Linked DNA regions of Homo sapiens: region 2 is linked to region 1. Evidence: read pairs that join two places in POLR2A ChIA-PET (ENCODE). Cell type or tissue: CD4-positive, alpha-beta T cell. All regions are shown on one strand. Links, peaks and the distances in the headings refer to the core of each region. The heading gives the core; the rest is flanking DNA.

Region 1 (10,009 bases), core at 1,140-9,139:
GCTCGTGCAGTGTAATTGAACCAATCTTTCCTTTAAGAGGTAGAGTTTATACTCCTCTACATGAATCTGGGCTGCCTATGACTTGCTTTGGCCAGTGGAATGCTGCCAAAGTGATGGTGACCAACTTCTAGCCGTGAAAGGAAAATAAAGCTTGGGGCCCCAAGATCACTAAGCTAGGCTGGGCTCGGTGGCTCACGCCTGTAATCCCAGCACTTTGGGAAGCTGAGGCGGGCAGATCACCTGAGGTTAGGAGTTCAAGACCAGCCTGGCCAACATGACAAAACCCCGTCTCTACTAAAAAATATGAAAATTAGCCAGGCGTGGTGGCAGGTGCCTGTAATCCCAGCTACTTGGGAGGCTGAGGCAGGGAAATTGCTTGAACCCTGGAGTTGGAGGTTGCAGTGAGTCGAGATCGTACCACTGCACTCCAGCCTGGGCAACAGAGCGAGACTCTGTCCCTCCACCCAAAAAAAAGTTACTAAGCTAAAGAGAAAAGTCAAGCTGGGAACTGCTTAGGGGAAACCTGCCTCCCATTCTATTCAGTCACCCCTTTGTTCACTGAGATAAATATATATCTGATTGCCTCATTTGGAGAGGCTAATCAGGAACTCAAAAGAATGCAACTATTTGTCTCTTAACTACCTATGACCTGGAAGCCCCTTCCCCTTGTCTCACCTTCACCTTCACCTGGAGTTGTCCCGCCTTTCCAGACTGAACCAATGTACATCTTACACATATTGATTGATGTCTCATGTCTCTCTAAAATGTGTCAAACCAAGCTGTGTCCCTACCACCTTAAGCACATGTTGTCAGGACCTCCTGAGGCTGTGTCACAGGCATGCGTCCTCAACCTTGGCAAAACAAACTTTCTGAATTAACTGAGACCTCAGATTTTTGGGGTGCAAATAGTCTTAGGCCTTGAGAGCCCTCTCGTAGTTTCCATATTTTTGCCCTCTTGGATGCTGGCACCAAGCAAACCTTGGCTATCCTGCTTAAAGGGCCATTTGGAGAGGGGCTCTGGAGGGCGAGGGGCCACATGGAGGAAAACAAGTTTCCCCGGCTGACAACCAGCACCAACTGCCAGGCACGTGCATGAGGCCATCCTGGATGTTCCGCCCAGCTGGCCCTCCAGCTGCAGGTAGCCACACAAATGAGCCCAGGTTAAACCAGCCAGGAAGTCCCCATACAACTCACAGGTTCATGAGCAATAATGGCTTGTTGTGGTTTAAAGTTTCTAATTTTAGGTGCAATAGGTAACTGAAACAGCCCACAAGGGTGTGAGCCTGTGGAGGGTGCATTTCCCACCTGCTGAAGCTTCTCAATTCCCAGCATCCAATCCAGATAAGACTCTTGTTCTCAGTGTCCTTGATGGAAATGGCAATGAACTTTTTGCAGATTGGACCATCTCGGGAATCCCAAAGATCGGAAACTATTTTCTTTCTCAGAACCTTCCACACAGCATTGAGCCTTAGGAATTTCTAAGAAGGATCTGGAATGAAAAAAAATCTTTTGAAAAGGTATCTGTATAGCTTCAGTTTAGCAAGATTCATGGTGGGTATTAACACCACTAAGTGCTGGTGTTAAGCCAAACCATGTTTTTCAAAGACTCATCTGGCCTCAAGGTTGGCGGGATCAGAGTGGCCTCCCAGGATCTATCACATCCTCAGAAGAGTTGGTTCAACTGGCATGTACCCAGATCTCTTTGAGCTAGTATGATGCTCCCTTGAGTCAAAGGCTGCCACATCACATCTCCTTTAAGTCCCCCTAAGTACGACCCCAGAAGTATTGACAAAATAGTGCTATTCCTGAAGATTTCAGGAGGACATAAATGAAGAGACTAAACTGCAAGGTACCAAAACTTCCATCTTTGCTAAAGACCCTCATCCAGGCTGGGCACGGTGACTCACGCCTGTAATCCCAGCAATTTGGGGGGCCAAGGCGGGCAGTTCACCTGAGGTCGGGAGTTCAAGACCAGCCTGACCAACATGGAGAAAGCCCATCTCTACAAAAAATACACAATTAGCCGGGCATGGTGGCACATGCCTGTAATCCCAGCTACTAGGGAGGCTGAGGCAGGAGAATCGCTTGAACCTGGGAGTAGGTTGCGGTGAGCTGAGATCGTGCTATTGCATTCCAGCCTGGGCAACAAGAGTAAAACTCCATCTGAAAAACAAACAAAAAGTCCTTATCCAATGGTCATGCCACTCTATCTGGCCATGTAATTTCTCCTCCTGTCTTTCTGTAGCAACAGCCTTCTGAGGAACCTCACTCTGCCGTTCAAAACCCCTTCAACTTGTACCCTTCATCAGCAAAGTATTTAGCTCAACATGTATGCCTCTGGGGGAACTCATCCACATGCCATGTAAGGATATTTCCAGCAACATCATCTTCACTATCCCAGGACAGCATTTTAGAGTGGATTTCGTGCCTGCTGGATGTGTTGTACTTGAGCGAGTTAGAGAAAATGCCACACTTTGAGATGAATTAAGAGTCTGTTTATTTAGCCGGCGGCCAGGAAATGGCTAACGTTTAAAGTTCTCTCGGCCTCAAAGAAGGGGCTAGATTTTCTCTTATACTTTGGTTTAGAAAGGGGAGGGGGGTCTAGTTAAAACAATTGTACAGAAGTAGGCAAAAAAGTTAAAAGGATAAATTGTTACAGGAAAGTAAACAGTTCTAGGTCTAGGGGCTTTAAGACTATTACAAGGTGATAGACGCGGGGCTTTGGGCGTTATCAATTGGAGGAATTCCTGGGAACTGCGGATACTGCTCGCCACAGTATCTTATCAGTTAATTGCATTCTTAGATGTGCTGGGAGTCAGCTTGCACTAGTTAAGTCCTTGAGGAAGGGGCTGCCAGTGAAAGAGCCAAGATGGAGTCTGTCTGGCTCTCTTAGCTAAGGGAGAGTCAATTCAGGTGGAAATAAGGCTAGGTGATTAAAAGAAAGGGAGAGTCTAAGAACAGGGTTAGTAAAAACAAGGTTGGGCATTACATTCCTCACTCGTGTTTTTGGGGAATCAAATTGTTGATTCTTCAGTTATAACAAGGGGGTTATATTGAGTCTTAAGATACATAAGTTTGACAGAAGCTACGTGTTGTTTTACAAAATTAATAAACTAATTTAATATACAAGGTCCAAAAATTAGACTTAATAGTAGGATGGGGAGGGGGTCTGGCTAACTTAGTAATTAGAATAGTTAGCTCTGGGTTCTAGTTGAACATGCTTTGATACTAGGGGATGTTATTTTCTTGTTCTTGTTGGCTCTTATCTAGATTTTCTTGCCCTTTCTGGAGTGTATCTTTTATGACTAAGAATGGTGGAGGAACAGTTAAATCAACTTTGTCAGGGTGTTTCTGGAACATAGGGTTACTTAGATCAGTTAAAGGCCTGATTGGCTTGGGTGGGCTTTATGAGACTAGGGTTTTTTTGGATGGTGAACATAGTCTTAACATTAAATCCTGGGATATAAAATCTTAATCTTCATGACATGCCATGATACTATTGAGTTGAATTAAGGTCATGGACAGCTATAGTAAGAGGATTACAATTTTTCTAGTACATAATTTAGGATGAGAAGCACGACTTGTGGAAAGAGTTGAAGATCTGGTTGATCTTTTAGAGTAGGTGGCTAAAGTTACATATGTCTAATCAGGGCAGGAAAACTGATAAGTATCTTGACAGCTAACATCAGGGTGATTTCTAGGACAGAGGTAAAAGCCAATATTTTGGAGTCTTTTTTCTGCACTTTTGGAGCTCCCACACTTAGTTTGGCTCTTGGAGTGTCTGAATCTTGCTGCAAGGTCGACACTTCCTGCTCCTGGGACCGACAGATTGTGTTGCTTTTCGTGGGTATGGGCTGGCTTTGGGAATAGTACAAATAAATCAACTGCAAAGGAGACTTCCTTGGAGGTACTGGCCTTCTAAGTGGTGTTTGCAAATACATGTCCTGTTGTGAAAGAGGTGAGGAGAAAGGAGTAGGAAGGCACAGAGGATGTTACGGGCAAAAACAAATAAGTGAGGTAGTAAAAAGAATGAATCTAATGGCTTCACCTGACTTAGGTGCAGTTTTAAGGGCCTGACTTAGGCCTGGGGACTTATGTTTTTAGCTGGGCTCTGTTGGCCTTTTTGATGCGGGAGTGATGAATCTAAGCAGGAAGGCTGTCTACTTTCAGAGCCATTGGCGTCATGAGGATGACGGTGTGAGGTCTTTTCTAAGCAGGAGCGAGTCTTTCTTTTTGGAACTTTTAAACAAACACTAGGTCTCCTGGCTGGAACGAATGGCAGGACTTTGGTCAGGAATTGGATTGGGATGGGCTCCTCGAACAAGTGGCAGGATGATATCTTGTACCTGTTGGAGAGACTATAGGTACTGCAACAAATTAGTTTGCGATATTTCTGCTAATTTGGCATTTCTTAGCTTAGGCAAGATAGGCGGTGCCTTCTTATACATGATTTCAAAAGGTGAGAAATTTGCCGGGTAAGGGTGCACCTTACTTTAAGTAGGGCTAAAGGAAGGAGACTTACTTAATTTACACTATTTTTTTAAGATTAATTTTGTAGGAGTGTTTTTTAGGGTGTAGTTCATGCTTCCTACTTGCCTGAAGCTTTGGGGTTGATAGGCACAATGGAGCTTCTGTTGAATGTTTAATGCCTTACTGACTGACTGAGCTATAGGCGAGGTGAAGGCTGCTCTATTATCAGACTTTATGGCAGCAGACAGCCTATATTGAGGGATGATTTCATTGAGTAAAAACTTAACTACTGTGTTGGTGGTTTCGTTTTTGGTAGAAAATGCCTTAGTCTATCTGGAGAAGGTGTCTACTAGTACTAGAAGGTATTTGTACTTAGTCTGGTGTGGTTTTACTTCTGTAAAGTCAATTTCTTTTTTCTTGGTGAGTTTTTTCAGAGACAGTGGCCTGGGCTGGGTTTAGGACTTTGTTTGGCATTTATGTGGGCGCAGGTTGTGCACTGGAGAGCTGCTTAATCTGTTAGGCTTTGAAGATGGGGGATCTTAAAATGGCTCCGGAGGAGCTGAGGTAGCTTTGCTCTTCTTAAATGGGTGGTAGACTGTAGGTAACTGATTAAAGTTTCTTTAAGAGTTCAGGGTATGAAGATTCCAGAGTCAGGAAGAATCTACTAACTTTCCTGATTTTTATTGGCTCTGAGATCTGAAGCCAGTTTTTTTGTTGTTGAGTATACGGGATTGTCAGGCAGATCTGGCTGTGGAAAGGAGACTGTGGGCAGCAAGTTTAGAGGCGTGACTGAAAGTCTCGCTGCGACCTGAGCTGCTGAATCAGCTTTCTGTTTACTGTGGGCAATGGCTGTGTTTTCTTTTTGATGTCCTTTGCAGTGGATCACAGCTACCTGCTGAGGTGAGTAGCTTGCTTTCCTGGTAGATGGCTTTACGTACATGCACAGTAGCAAAGGTGTACTTGCTGTCACTGTAAATGTTAATACGTTTTTTCTACTTTATTGGAGAGCCTGAGTGAGGGCGATCAATTCAGCCTTTTGTGCGGAGGTGTTCGCTGGTAAAGCTTGAGCTTACAACACATCTGTCTCCGTGGTAACAGCTGCACTGGCTTTTCATACTTCCTGCTTGAGGAAGCTGCTACTGTCTGTGAACACGGAGGCATCTGCCTCTTCTAGGGGCACATCTTGAAGATCAGAGCAGCCAGTTTTGATAGTTTCTAACAGTTCTTGACAGTCATGAGCAGGAATAGTGCAGTCTGAGTCAGGAAGTAGTGTAGCTGGATTGAAACACTTTGAGGGAGAGAAAGTCAAACGAGGCTGATCTAACAGTAAACTTTGATACTGCAAGATGCGAGCATTTGACATCTATTTGCCAGAAGCATTTTGTAGTAAGGTCTTTATGGCATGAAGAGCTGTAAGGGTTAAATTTTGGCTTAGAGTTAACTTATCATCTTCTTGGGCCAGGCTTGCTATAGCCGCTAAGGCTCGCAGACAACTTGGCCATCTACAGGCCACAGGATCTAGCCTCTTAGATAGACCACTGGGCATCTTTAGGGTATTAGAGTCTGAGTAAGGCACGTCTTTAGCAACTCTTTGGCTTTTATGGAGACATTGGGGAGGGCTAAAGCAGGGGCTTCAGTTAATGCTAAATTAACGGGATATTTCATTCTGTACTTCTTGGATAGCTGCCACTAAGATTTTTGTTTGTCTTTTGAATGCTTTATCAGCAGCCTTTTCAGCTGCCTGTGTTGCTTGTTTTTGTTTTTTAAACTTTTGATGGTCAAAAACTTTTTGGGCTATTTCTGAAAGCTGACTGATATTTATTCTAGCAAAGCTTTCTAGTTTTTGGAGTTTCTTTTTAATATCCGGGGCTGCCTGAGCCACAAATGCTAAATTAAGAGCACGGCTATTTTCGGGAGCTGCCGGGTCAAAAGGGGTGTAAGTCTGATAAGCCTCCTGGAGGCGCTCTAAAAACGTTCTTGGTGACTTATCGGGCCTTTGGACAACTTCGGTCGTCTTAGACAAGTTTATGGGTTTCTGAGCGGCTCTTTTAATACTTGCGAGGAGATACCGGTGAAAATCGTCTAAAGCTCCCTTTCTACTTGAGGAATTTGGGTCCCAGTTAGGCTGGGTAGAGGGAAAGACCTCCTCAAGGAGGTCTCTAGCTTCTCCTTCCGGTCCACTGGCTGATGTGAGGAAGTACTTTTTGGCTTCTTTTCAGATACGTTCTTTCTTTTCAGAGGTGAAAAGGGTTAAAAGGAGCTGTTGGCAATCATCTTAGGTGGGTGAGTGAGTCCGGAGTACAGACTCTGTCAGAGAGGTCAAAGCCTGGGGCTTTTCAGAGAAGGGAGGATTATAAGTTTTCTAATTATATAAGTCAGAAGCAGAAAAAGGGACACAAACTAAGAAGGGTGCTGAGCGCTCGTCACCTGGAGGGACTTGTTCCTCTCTCAGTGGTAGTAGAGGGGCTACTTCTTCCTGCCTGCCACGGTCATGATTGAGAGGCAATGGGTGGCGAGCCTACAGGGGACGTCGTCGAGGAGACATGGGATAACTTTAAGGGAGCAGGCTGGTTGTAAGGCGGTGGGACTGGGTGAGGGAGACTCCCCCCTTCTTCAGAGGGAGGCAGTACAGGGGAAGCTGAACCGGCTGAGGGTGGAGGCGAAAACGCGGTCTGGCTTAGGAGGACCTTGGAGGTAGAATTATGAATGGCGCATGAATGGAGCCATGGAGGGGGGATCCTGACTAATCTTAGCTATTGATCAATGTAGGGAAACTGATCAGGGTGGCTAGGAGTTTCAGTAACAACCTGCCACACAGCTTGAACAATTGTGAGGTTCAATGACCCTTCAGGGGGCCACTTGACTTTAAACTTTGGCCATTTTATTTTGCACAGTGTCTGGAGCTTGCCTTTTTTAAGGCGGACTTTATAATCCTCTGAGGAACTGAGAGGAAAATTCTGCAGCATACATTGGAGAGGGCTTTAACTTTATAAGGCTGGGAGGAAGTGTTTCTTATTTTTTTTTTGAAGGCAATTTAATAAGATTTGAGCATAGACTTAGCATGGACAGAGAAACTTATTTCTTGGGGGACTAGAGTAGTGAAAGAACAGAAGCAACATGACTAGAAAGAGCAGAAAAACTACAACAGCTAATACTACTTGCTACATTACTGTAGCTTTAAGATTGAGGGAGGAGGACTAGAGCCAGCCTGAGATCTTCTGGGTCAGTTTGATCTAGGCGTTCTTCTTCTTCTTCTTCTAGATCTGCACTTTAAGTACTTTTGGTGTCTTTATGACTTAAAGGCAAATAGCTTAAACTTAGCTTTTTCTTTTAAGGGTTTAAGGAGTGAGAGCAGAGCCAAGTCCTAGAGACGCTGAACTTGCTGTCGCACCAGAAAACGAGATGTGCGGGGTAGGGGACAGGGACGAGGTGGAAAAGGACTACTCGGATCATTTTTAAGGTGGGAGAGTAGCCACAGAGGAACAGAGTAAGAATCTAAACAAAGTAAAGCAGTACGGGTGTACGTTTCTTTACACAGTGTTCTACTTAAGGACACAGGAAAAGTTACAGAATGATAAAAGAGGTGAGCAAGGAAATCTGCAGGGTGGCTGTTTTGAACTCACTACTGGTTTAGTTTAGAGGAGGTCTAATCACTTGGACGTGGAGTATGACGATCTAAATACTTAGAACTTTCATGGTGCTAGAAATCTTAATCAGGAAAATGTTTTTCACACTTGTTCTTGTAACAACACTTGACTTGGTTCTGGCAGAAAAGACAGGACTGTGGTGGCCAGCCTAAATGATTGATGAGAAATTTAACCTCCTGTGACAAAAAATCAGCACTAAGGACTTTGAAGAAGTTTTTACTTAGACGTCTTGGGCAATATCACCGTCCTGACATGCAAAACTTTCACAACTACTAACAAGACAATAGAAACTGAACAGAACAATCAACATAAGGCAAACAATTGACTTTACAGCATGTAAACAGTTATGACAGTTTCTTCCTTTTTTTTTTTTTTTTTTTTTAGACAGACAAGGGGAGTGGTTCCTGTGATGGGATCAGTCAGATGCCTGCCTGGCCGCTCCCCCTGAGGGGACTTGGGCTCCTCTTAGCATTGGCAGGCCGGTATAAACTTCCGGCTCAGATCGAGCTATGCCTGATGCTGCCTTAAGCCTTATGAGGTCGCCAAGGAACCGCAGGTGAGGGTCTACTTGAACTCCGTAGCTTTCGCCGTGGAGCTACAAACTGGAGGACAAGCGCAAGCCCTTGTCCTCCCTCATTCATTCATTATTCACAAAGAGTTTATAACAGTTTTTTTTTCTTTCTTGGAGATTCTTCAAGAAACTGGAACAAGAGAAAGATGAGAGATAGAAAAAGAGAGAGAGAGAGAGAGAGTGATCGGTCTGCCAGAAACCAGGACTCAGTCCTCCAGCATCCTGGGATGTGGACTGAGTCAAGAGAGGGCCCCTGTCAGGGCCACTTCCCTCCTAGAAAGAGACACAGAGGTGCCTAACAGAAAAACAGGGCTCTACCTTCTAGCGTCCTAGAGAAACGGGCAGAGTCAAAAGAGGGATGCCCTCATCAGGGCCGCTTCCCTCTTACTAGAACTGAAATCAAATCTGACCTACCTGACCTCGGGGTCAGAAGTTGAGGACTCAGAGGTGGAATTTTTGTGGGCATCCACACGGTAGTCGATCCGCTCTCCTCTGGAAGACGGTCACCTTTTGGGGACCTGAAAATTATTTTTCAGGTGGCACCCCCCCTACAAGCCGGCTGTCCTTCCGGGGGAGCCCGGAGCGAGCCCGGCTCTCGCCTGGTGGCGTTTCTCGCTCGGGCCTCCAAATGTTGTACTTGAGCGAGTTAGAGAAAATGCCACACTTTGACATGAATTAAGTCTGTTTATTTAGCTGGCAGCCAAGAGATGGCTAACTTAAAGTTCTCTTGGCCCCGAAGAAGGGGCTAGATTTTCTTTTATACTTCAGTTTAGAAAGGGGAAAGGGGTCTAGTTAAAAGAATTTTACAGAAGTAAAGTCGGCAAAAAAGTTAAAAGGATAAATTGTTACAGGAAAGTAAACAGTTCTAGGTCAAGGGCTTTAAGACTATTACAAAGTGATAGACGTGGGGCTTTAGGCATTATCAATCGGACAAATTCCTAGGAACTGCGGATATTGCTCGCCACAGTATCTTATCAGTTAATTGCACTCTTAGAGGTGCTAAGAGTCAGCTTGCACAAGTTAAGTCCTTGAGGAAGGGGCTGCCAGTGAAAAAGCCAAGATAAAGTCTGTCTAGCTCTCTTAGCTAAAAGAAAGTCAATTCAGGTAGAAACAAGGCTAAGTGATTAAAAGAAAAGGAAAGTCTAAGAACAAAGTTAATAAAAACAAGGTTAGGCATTACAGATGGGGTTATCCTTATATTCAGCACAGTGTTTGTTCTGAAACTTCGATGGAGTGCTCCTAGTTTGATAACTTGGACCATGCCAAATAAATTGAATTTATCTTTCTTAACAACAGATGTTTGAATACAGCCTCGTGTCCC
Region 2 (10,009 bases), core at 1,184-9,183, 68 kb before region 1:
TTTAAAATCCATCCTAGGCCAGGTGTGGTGGCTCATGCCTGTAATCCCAGCACTTTGGGAGGCTGAGGCAGGCGGATCACCTGAGGTCAGGAGTTCGAGACCAGCCTGGCCAACATGGTGAAACTCTATCTCTACTAAAAATACAAAAATTAGCCAGGCATGGTGGCGTGTGCCTGTAGTCCCAGCTTCTTAGGCACGAGAGTTGCTTGAACCCAGGAGGTAGAGGTTTCAGTGAGCCGAGATTGTGCCACGGTAATCCAGCCTGGGCACCACAGTGAGACTGTCTCAAAAAACTAAATAAATAAGTAAAAAATAAAATCCATCCTGTATCAGTCAGGAAAGAGCTCATTCCAGCAGGATCAATGCAGAGAATTCACAGAGGAACTAGTTCCAAAGGTATGGCAAGAGCTAAATCTTCCAACAGGGGCCTGTGGGGCAACCCAGAGACAGACAAGAGCAGGAAACTCCAAACCCTTCAGCGGGCAGGACAGAGGGTGTGGATGAGGGTTCCAGTGCTGTGGGCTGGACCAGCCTGGTAGGAATGAGAATTCATATTCTAGGAGCTGGGGCCCCAGAGAAGCAGCTGCTGTGGAAACCCCATGAGGCAGAGTGAGGGAGAGACGCTGGTCTCCCCTTCTTCCTGCCCTGCACTGTCTCCCATGGGTCACACTCAGCTGCAGCCAGTTGCCTGGGGAGGCCCCTGCCATGCTGGTATTGGCAAAGCAGGCCCAGGGCCTGGGAAGGACGGGGGCTCCAGCACGCAGGTGGCTATGCTGTCCAGCTACTGGGCGGACACTGCCCATTGCTGACATTTTTGATGAGTTCTGAGAGAAAGCACTGGGCACACTTGACTGATGGCGGGTGCTTCACACACACAGGATGCTTCACAGTCTACAGCAAAGGACAGAACGTTGGTTGCTCGAGAGCCCGTCTTAAGTCTCCTATGAGCTTCAAGCCAACACAGCAGAGGGCAAACTCCAGGCTACCCGATCCCTCAGCAAAGATGTAGATGGACACGGCGTTCTGGCCCCACGCATCTGAAGTTTGTCTTAAGATATAAGCCGTTTCCTAAAGATGCTTCCACTGCAGTGGCACAGGATATTGCAGCATTTCTAATGCCCATTCTGAGCAGGAACACAGGGCACGTGGGCCTAAACCACCTCCCTCCCAGGGGAGCCAGTGTGAACCAGGGCTTGCAGTAAGGACAGTCGCCAACTGTCTGGCTCTATGGAAGAGGCGGGAAGGCCCACTCGGCAACTGCTCTCTTGGAGTGTGTGTCCCTGGGGACAGGATGGAGGGGAGGGGACGCTCAGGGTGACACTCCAGCTAAAGCCGAGAGAAGCCAAGTGCAGGATGAGCAAGTTCCAGGCAGTGGGAACAGCTGGTGCAAGCTCTGAGGTGGCCACAGGCTGGCACTTGGAAAGGAGGGCAGATGCACTGGTGCAGCAGGAGTGGGGACGGTGGGAAAACAGGAGCCTGGAGGGAGAGGGAGGAGACAGTCCGCAGTGCCTGCTGGCTGGGAGGGATGCAGATTCTGCCCAAGGGCAGCAAAGTACCCCATGCAATACACAGGCTCTTCATGCTGGTGCTGGTTTTTCATTTTTTCTGACACAGTCTCTCTCTGTTGCCCAGGCTGGAGTGCAGTGGCCCGATCTTGGCTAACCGCAGCCTCCGCCTCCTGGGTTCAAGCGATTCTCCTGCCTCAGCCTCCCAAGTAGCTGGGACTATAGGCGTGCACCACCACGCCCAGCTAATTTTTTAAATTTTTAGTAGAGATGGGTTTTTGCCATGTTGGCTAGGCTGGTCTTGAACTCCTGACCTTAGGTGATCCGTCCACCTCAGCCTCCCAATGTCCTGGGATTACAGGTGTGAACCAGTGCACCCAGCCTTGTGCTGGGTTTTAAAGCAGCTCTCCCTACATTTCATGCTTCACCACCTACGAGAGTGAGGCTCAGGGTGAAACTCAGAGCAGGGTGCGAGATAACTTCAGGTATCTCCATGCTCGAAGCCCTGACCTACTGTATTGCCCCGAAAGTCTTCCCTGCTGTGGCTGCATCTTTTCCAAGTGGATCATCTTGGTTCACCTCTAGCACAGGAATTCTTCACTGGGGCTCCTAGGATGGGCTGGGTGGGTGGGGGTGGAGGATGTCTGCCTCCCCTGAGTTTGTATGGAAAATGTATTCTTCTGGTGCACTTCTTTCTGGGAGGGAGTCTATTGCTTTGTCTTTTCTGAAGGGCTCATGGCCCTTCGAAGGTGAAGACCCAGGATGCAGGGTGATCTGCACTTGGCCCTCAAGGCCAAGGTCACGCTGTGGCTGGGCCGGGTGGTGATCCTGGCTGTCACCTGCATGCAGATGCACTTGAGTCCAAACCCCACCCTGGGCAAAGCAAGGGCCCATTTAGGTCTAGAGGAGACAGGAGTGGGCAGGACAGGCCTCAGGAATGCAAAAAAGAAAGTCTCTGAGCATCCACCAAATGCTAGAAGCTGTTTTGCACCTGTCATCTCTGTTTTTGCTGAGGATAGTTTAAAAAACATTCCCTAGATTTCCCCCCTCATGCAGATTTTTGTATATTCTGATGTCTTTGTCTAAGTCTTAGATAGAAAACAAAAGCGCAGGAGCTGTCGGAGGTGCTGACACCTACCTGCAGTGCTGACTCAATGGTTTTGTTCTTTGAACAGGGGTGTTTTTAAAGAACCTGTGGTTCTTCTCTCAGGTCTTCCGGAGAGATTCAGGAGGCAGGGTCATGAGTCCCAGGGACTCTGGAATTCTTACCTTCTGCAAAATATCCCGCAGCAGCTCAGAATCTGATGAGTCTCTTAATTTTGCTTCTAAGCTCCGTGTGGACGGGAGAGAGAGAAATCTCAAGGGCGCATTCACAGGAACATTAAAACACGCAATAGAATGTGTTGGCAAAGCGCTATGTGATCCCTCCCTGGGGACGCGGAGCCAGTTGGAAGTGGAAGCCACAGCGGCTGAAAGCCTGACCTTCAGATGTCGCAGGGTGCACCTGGATGAGTCACAGGAAGAAGGCTGACTCTTGGCCGCATTAGTCCTGGCTACTTAGCGGCCACCCGGGTCATGGGCCAGCTCCCTGGTTGCACTGGTCAGCCAGGAATTACCAGGGCAGCCATGGCACCAAGGTTTGATGGGCTTGCCATCTGAGTTTAAGTGGAAATGCAGAATGTGCCCATACCAGCCTGGGTTACATTGTCCTCTTACAGTGGCAAGTCCAGCAGCAAGCTTTGGCTCCCGAGTTAGGCAGACTGTCTCGGCTGGTATGTGACACACAGCAAGGCACTTCATTGCTTCAGAGCTCCTTCCATGCCATAAAAGGCCCTACAAGACCTGGTCCTAATCCCTCTCTCTGGCCTGTTCTCCCTCACCCCTGGCCCACACTGCTCACTCCACTCCAGCCACACTGGCTGCATTGCTGTTGTTCCTCAACCACAGCTGGCTTGTTTCCACCACAGGGCCTTTGCATATCCTGTTCCCCAAACCCTTCCCATGGCTGGCTGCTTCACCACTCAGGCCCCAGTTCAAATGCCACGTCTTTGGGGAAGGCTTCCCTGATTCCCCGACTTTAGTGACTCTTCTTCCCAGTTGGTCCATTCACCATTCCCCTGTTTTCTTGGCTTTAAAGCCACTCTCATCTGGTCTTTTCTTGTTTATTCATTTATTTGTTTATTCTCTAGCTCTCCCATGCAAGCAGAGCCTCATCTATCATGGGTACTGCTGATCCATGGTGCTTGGCTCACGGAAGGCATTTATTAAACATTTTGAGACTGAATAAAAACACTAGCTAACACCGACATGCATTTGCCATGAGCCAGGCACTGATCCACAGGCTTTTGTACTCAACGCTGACAACAACCCTAAGAGGTAGGTATCATTATATCAACCATTTTATTAATAAGAAAACAACAGCACAGAGAGATGCAGTCACTTGCCCAAGGTCACACAGGGCCAGGGGTTGGGCCAGGATTTGAAGCAGGCAGGCTGTCTCCTGGGTCTGAACTCTCAACTACTACACCCTAATCAAACAATCCCTCTGGTCAAATGTGAGTGATAATAATAGTACCCACCTCGTGGGTGTTGATGGTGAGCCCAAGTTAGCATTCAGCGTGGGCATGTGAACAATTATAGTCAATACTGAATGGAGACCTATGATGCTTTTATGAAGGTTTCTATTTTGGGTTAAAAATGCACAAATTTCTCCTGACCAGAAATGATCTCTGAGTGCTAAATATTTCATGTCAATGGAATAACGCAAATGATTAAGCAACACCCCATAAAATGGGGCAGACCCAGGGAGGAATATATATCCAAACTGACTCATCCCAGTGAGCTCACCGCACATGAATTACAAATGGAGCAGGGTGCATTAAGCCCCTCTGCTGGCAGAAGGGAGGCTGCTGCCTGCCATGCGCCTGTGCTGAGAATGGCAGGTCCCCAGGGAGAGGAGAGGCCACCCCCTTCTCTGTCTCTTCCATCACAGGAGTGAAAGCCTCAGCGCATGAGCTGATTCTGTGCAGTGCTCGACATACAGATGAGAACACTGAGGCCCGAGGGACAGCCTTTGACCTGGTCACCGTGCTCAGGAGGAGGTGGTTACCCGCGGGCCTGAGGGTGCTGACTTTTTAGAATGGGCGAGGGCAGCTGTGTCCCAGTGACCAGAACGATTACTGCCTTTAAAAAGTCATGAAAATGATCGTGAACTGTACCCCACACCGAGCGCGCGTCTGCCCCCCAAGACTGTGGAGACGCCCCCAGCTTCCGCCGCCAGCTCGCGGGGCAGGAGGGGTGAGAGCGACTCTGGCCAGGCCCCAGGGACGGGGACCGGGTCTCGTGGCCCTGACCGGGGAGAGCCCAGGAACTCACGTGGCAGGAGCGCCGGGGGTTTCAGCAGGGAGACCCATCCCGTCTGCCCCTGGACTTCCGCAAGCCCCGCAGGCCTCTCCGCTCGCCCCGCCGCCCACCTGCCAGGGGAAGGAGCGCAGTGTGCGCGCCGCTAGGAAGCGGCGCTCGAAACTCTGCAGCAAGAGTTTGGTACCCGCGTTCTCCTCAGGCGCCATGACGTGGGCGGGGCCGCAGCGTTGCCAGGAGACCGGGCGGAAGCCGGGCCTGGACTGAAAAGGGGGCGGGCCCAGGGTAGTGCGCGGAGGCAGAGAGGTGGCGGGGCCTAGGGGTAGGGTCAGGAGGAGCGTCCTGGGGGCGGGCGCTAGGGCGGGGCCAAGATGAGCTTAGGAGGGTGGGGCCTGGGGTGGGGCCAGGATGAGCGTCATGAGAGCGAGGCCTGGGGTAGGGCCAGAATTAACGTCGTTGGGGCAGGTCCTGGGTAGATTCCAGGTTGGCGGGTCCTGGGGCGGGGCCAGGATAGGGCGATCCTGGAAGCTGGGCTTCGGAAGCGTCCAGGTTGGTGGCGTCCTGGAGGCGGTGCCTTGCGTGAGGGCAGGATAAGAGTCCTGGAGGCGGGCATTAGGGCGGGGATAAACGCCATTGGGTTCAGGAGGCGGGACTCGGAGCAGAGCCCAGGAGACAGGTCCTAGGGCGGGGCTAAGGCCAGACCCAGAGAAGGGCTCAGGAGGCGGGGCCGGGGCGGGGCGTTGACTATGTCTTAGCACATGGCCAGGCGGTGCGCGGACTCTGGGAGGCGGAGCTTAGGACGGGCCCACGTGGGGAGGGGCCCAGGGTCCGGGAGGCGGGGCGGAGTCCAGGCTGCGGGCTGCGCTCAGGAGGCGGGCCCTGGGAGGCGGAGCTTAGGGAGGGGCCGGTGTCGGGAGGGACCCAGGGACTGGGAGGCCGGTCGGGGCTGGGCTCAGGGGCCCAGACCTAGCTGGGCTTGGGGCGGGGCCGAGACGGAGCGAGGGGTCCAGGGTGTGGGAAACGGGGAGGGGTTTGAGGAGGGGATCGGAATGTGGCTCAAGTTCGGGAGGCGTTACCTGCGGAGGGTTTGAGGCAGGTCCAGGAGCGAGCCCACGGTCTGCCGACGCGGGGCCAGGGGCGGGCCCCAGGATCCGGAGCTTCGGGCGGGGCCGAGTCCGGGTTTGGGGCCCGGGAGGCGGGGCCAGTTAGAGCGAGGGTCCCTGGGATCGTCAGGTCAGGCCTTGGGCTAACGTAGGCACTCGCAGTTCCTCCGCCTTCAGGAAGGTCTTTTTAGCAGGGGCCTTACGGGTGCGCGCTTCGGTCCTGGAGGCCTTATCCTAGCCTCCTCTCTCCATCAGCGCCACCCGTCTGGGGCCCAAAAGGAGGGAGCTTTACCTCTGTCCCCCAGCCTTTGGAGTGTCACCAAACAAGCCATTCGTTCACCAAATACTTATTAAGTGCCTGACAACGGAGATGTAACGGTGAGAAAAACTCGGTGTTGTCCAGGCCCTCCAGGGGCTCAGGGGCTCGTGGAAGAAGTGGACATTGAAGTATTTATCACACAAATGAGTGTAAAAGTACAATAGCATATCTGCCACGAAGGTGAGCAGACAGAGCTAGCGGGGCTTGCAGGAGGAGTTTTGATCTTGCGGGGACAGGAAGGAGGAGTTAGCTCCTGCGGGGTGGGATTGGGGGTTGTGGTGATATAGACGTGGGGACAGAGTGGAAAACAACAAAAATATAATTATTTTAGTTCAAAGTTATTGTGTCTTGAGTTGAAAGGCAGGGCAGTTAGCAACACAGTTCAGATTTCAGTACTGTCCCTGAAATCTGAACTGTGTTCAAAGTCTAAAACGTTTACCTTAGCAAATTCCTCATAAAACTCCATTTGGAAGAGTCCCGAGAGCTAATTTGTTAAGTATACTTGCAGAAGGTAGATGAGGAGACAGATTAAATCTTATTACCTCTTTCAGATGAGAGGCACTTGAGCCCTGCTCAGCTATGAGAATAAGAGGGGGAATTAATTCTAATTGAATACACTTGTTCTCTTATAGCTGTTGTTCCCCACCAGAACCAAATGAGCGCAAGATCTGACAAAGAAAAAAAAAGGTTCATCTTTTATTCCCCCATACCCTTTCATTTAAATCAAGAGGATGAGATGTGGTTATTGCTGTGTTTTTAGGCAGAATCAACGGTTTCTGGGTCTGAGATGTTGCATACACCCTCTCAGTCCCTGTAGCCTGAGATGGAGTCACGTGAGAATCCACAGCAAGTCCTAACCAGGGATGGGTCTGGGTGATTAAGGAAGGTTGGCTTCAGAACTGGGCCAGGGGCACTGCTTTGCTTTTGCTGTTTTGATCAGCTCTCTGCCTGCAGGAGACAAGGAAAATCAATGGGAACAGGTTAGTTATACTCAGAAATCCTGGGCTTATTTTATTAACTCACATAATAGCTATTAATTGTCTTTCCTCCAAGGAGCAAAAGGGCATATACGGTCAATGCCATAGTAAATAACACTGTATTATGTTATACTAAAATATTAATCTAGGTTGGTTCAGTCTTTCCTGATTCCATAGATTGGAAACGGATTGAAGAAGGACGCTAGTGGACCACAGAGCTGAGCCATGCACACAGAAGAAATCTTTTTTTCTTTTTTTTTTGGAGATGGAGTTTTGCTCTCTTGTTGCCCAGGCTGGAGTGCAATGGCGCGATCTCGGCTCACTGCAACCTCCACCTCCCAGGTTCAAGCGATTCTCCTGCCTCAGCCTCCTGAGTAGCTGGGATTACAGGCGAGAGCCACTATGCCGGGCCATTTTTGTATTTTTAGTAGAGACGGGGTTTGAACACGTTGGCCAGGCTGGTCTCAAATTCCTGACCTCAGGTGATTCACCCACCTCTGCCTCCCAAATTGCTGGGATTACAGGCGTGAGCCACCACGCCTGGCCAGAAGAAATCTTTATCTTGGTGTGCAGTCTCTGGTGAGGGACAAATGTCATCTCTCTTGGATCTGAATCTGGAAGGATCAAGGCACTGAAGGGATTTTTTTGTTTCAGGCAGTCTCCCTCTGTTGCCAGGCTGGAGTGCAGTGGCCCAATCTCGGCTCACTGCAACCTCTGCCTCCCGGGCTCAAGCAATTCTCCTGCGTCAGCCTCTCGAGTAGCTGGGAGTACAGGCACGCGTCACCACGCCCAGCTAATTTTTGTATTTTTAGTAGAGACTGGGTTTTACCATGTTGGCCAGGATGGTCTCAATCTCTTGACATCATGATCCACCTGCCTTGGCCTCCCAAAGGGCTGGGATTACAGGAGTGAGCCACCATGCCTGGCCTCACTGAAGGGATTTTTTTAATGTCACGTGGCTCTCACAGGTGCGGTGTGTTCAGTTGCAAGTAAAGATTACGAATGATGCTTAAAAACAAACGTAAAATTCCAGGTGATGTTGCTATGGGGAGCAGCATTAGGACAATCTGAGTGGTTTCAGTTGCAAGAGTGTGCGTGTACGTGCAAGAACTACAGTCAAGATTCAACTTCTGGCTTTGAGGGTCTCTTTAATAACAGTAATAGCAACCTAAGTCAGTTTAACAGTATGGAATGGTTGCCTTTTAGAAGTTAAGCTATGGGCATGGAAGTTCAATCAGTACATTGAAGTTTTTCCTTTATCTCTCCTATGGTTAATGGTTTCTGCAGAAAAGGACCAATTAATTTCTTTCTAAAACGTTGCTTCAGGGTGTAGAGTCCTTTATAGGTCATGTGTCAACTTACAGAAAATTTTTATAGTTCAAATATAAATTACGTTCAATGTAGACTTTGTAATAGAATTTAAGGTTAAGTAAAGTTTCCACTTTCCTTAGGCTGTTTGCAGTGCCCAGCAGGCCCCATCATATCGAGATGGAAGTTATGTTAAAGGAGGAGGTTGGCCAGGGTTGGGCAGAATAAGGACTATGGGCAGCTCAGGCTAATGATACAATGATTGAGATGTAGAAAGAGGGCCAGGCATGGGATAACGCCTGTAATCCCAGTGCTTTGGGAGGCCAAGGCAAGAGGATCGCTTGAGGTCAGACCAGCATGGTCAACAGAGTGAGACCTAACCTGTAGAAAAAAAAAAAAACACAAAAAAACAAAAAAATTAGTTGGGCATGATGGTGTGCTCCTGTAGTCTCAGCCACTTGGAAGGCTGAGGTCAGGGGATCCCTTGAGCCCAGGAGTTTGAGGCTGCAGTGAGCTATAATCACATAACTGTACTCCAGCCTGGGTGACAGGGTGAGGCCCTGACTCAAAAAAAAATTGAGTCAGGGAAAAAATTGGAAATCTTAATCCTCGGTACCCAGGAATGTGACCTTATTTGGAAATATGGTCTTTCTAGATGTAATCAAGTAACGATGAGTCATCCTGGATTGGGGGCTGCTGGTGAGGGGGCAGATGCAATGACTGGTGTCCTTATAAAAGAAGAGAATGAGGGCTGGGCATGGTGGCTCATGCCTGTAATCTCAGCACACTTTGGGAGGGTGAGGTGGGGGGATCACTTGAAGTCAGGAGTTCGAGACCAGCCTGGCCAATAATAACAATAAAAAAGCCATTTTAGATTCCAATCCACTGAAAGAAAACTGTCCCTTAGTTAATGTCATGCTTATTGGATCCATGAAGTCTTTGCAAATTTAAACTACAAGGACACTGCTCTCTGTGGTGGTGGAGAGAATACCAAGGATTTAAAGGTCTTTAAGAAAGAGAATGTAGAAATCGTACCCATTGGAAACAGCAAGATGATGATAATCGTACTGACAGTAATAATAAGCTCAAATATATAGAGCTTACTATGTATCATGAATTGTTCTGAATGCTTCATAAATATACGTTCCCTCCTTTACCCTCATGGCAGCCCAGTAAAGGCGCCATTCCCCATTTTACAGCTGGGGAAACTGAGTTACAGAGCTTTTCTGCACTGAGTCATCAGGAGCAAATGCTAGATCAGGTAATTGAACCCAAGCAATCTGGTTCCAGAGCCAAAGAGATGTATTTTTTATGGTATAAAAACATATACATACATTTTTAGGGGAAGGGTGGGGGTAGGATGGGATGAGGATTCTGGGTAATTGCTTGGTAAATGCCAAATACCTTTCTTGTCTGTCCCTCTTTTCAAATGATAAA

What was found. Peaks named below come from ENCODE experiments on the same cell type or tissue, not always from the same donor. Only the 100,000 strongest peaks of a DNase experiment are listed, where the experiment ranks them.
Region 2: POLR2A ChIA-PET joins it to region 1 with 10 read pairs; 4 of 35 experiments call an interaction of 5 or more read pairs at or near these places.

Annotation. Positions count from the first base shown.
Region 1 is chr3:130,174,246-130,184,254 of GRCh38, forward strand. LOC107986133 (a long non-coding RNA gene) reads right to left here. Exons shown (of 4, transcript XR_001740907.2): 2 at 1,306-1,489. It overlaps LOC124906285 (a long non-coding RNA gene), which reads left to right and starts at 5,289. Exons shown (of 3, transcript XR_007096082.1): 1 at 5,289-6,749; 2 at 8,502-8,673. RefSeq lists an enhancer at 1,293-1,352. In CD4-positive, alpha-beta T cell, for the core only: no CTCF peak of the experiment used is centred there; a DNase peak (open chromatin) is centred at 5,466; H3K4me3 peaks cover 688 bases; H3K27ac peaks cover 1,710 bases.
Region 2 is chr3:130,106,399-130,116,407 of GRCh38, forward strand. LINC02021 (long intergenic non-protein coding RNA 2021) reads left to right here and starts at 5,309. Exons shown (of 3, transcript NR_146653.1): 1 at 5,309-5,414; 2 at 6,224-6,346. It overlaps LOC124909432 (a long non-coding RNA gene), which reads right to left. Exons shown (of 3, transcript XR_007096083.1): 3 at 6,962-7,235. It also overlaps the pseudogene FAM86HP. RefSeq lists enhancers at 4,380-4,569, 4,670-4,719 and silencers at 5,720-5,769, 5,840-6,009. In CD4-positive, alpha-beta T cell, for the core only: no CTCF peak of the experiment used is centred there; DNase peaks (open chromatin) are centred at 5,173, 5,643 and 6,089; H3K4me3 peaks cover 2,215 bases; H3K27ac peaks cover 1,187 bases.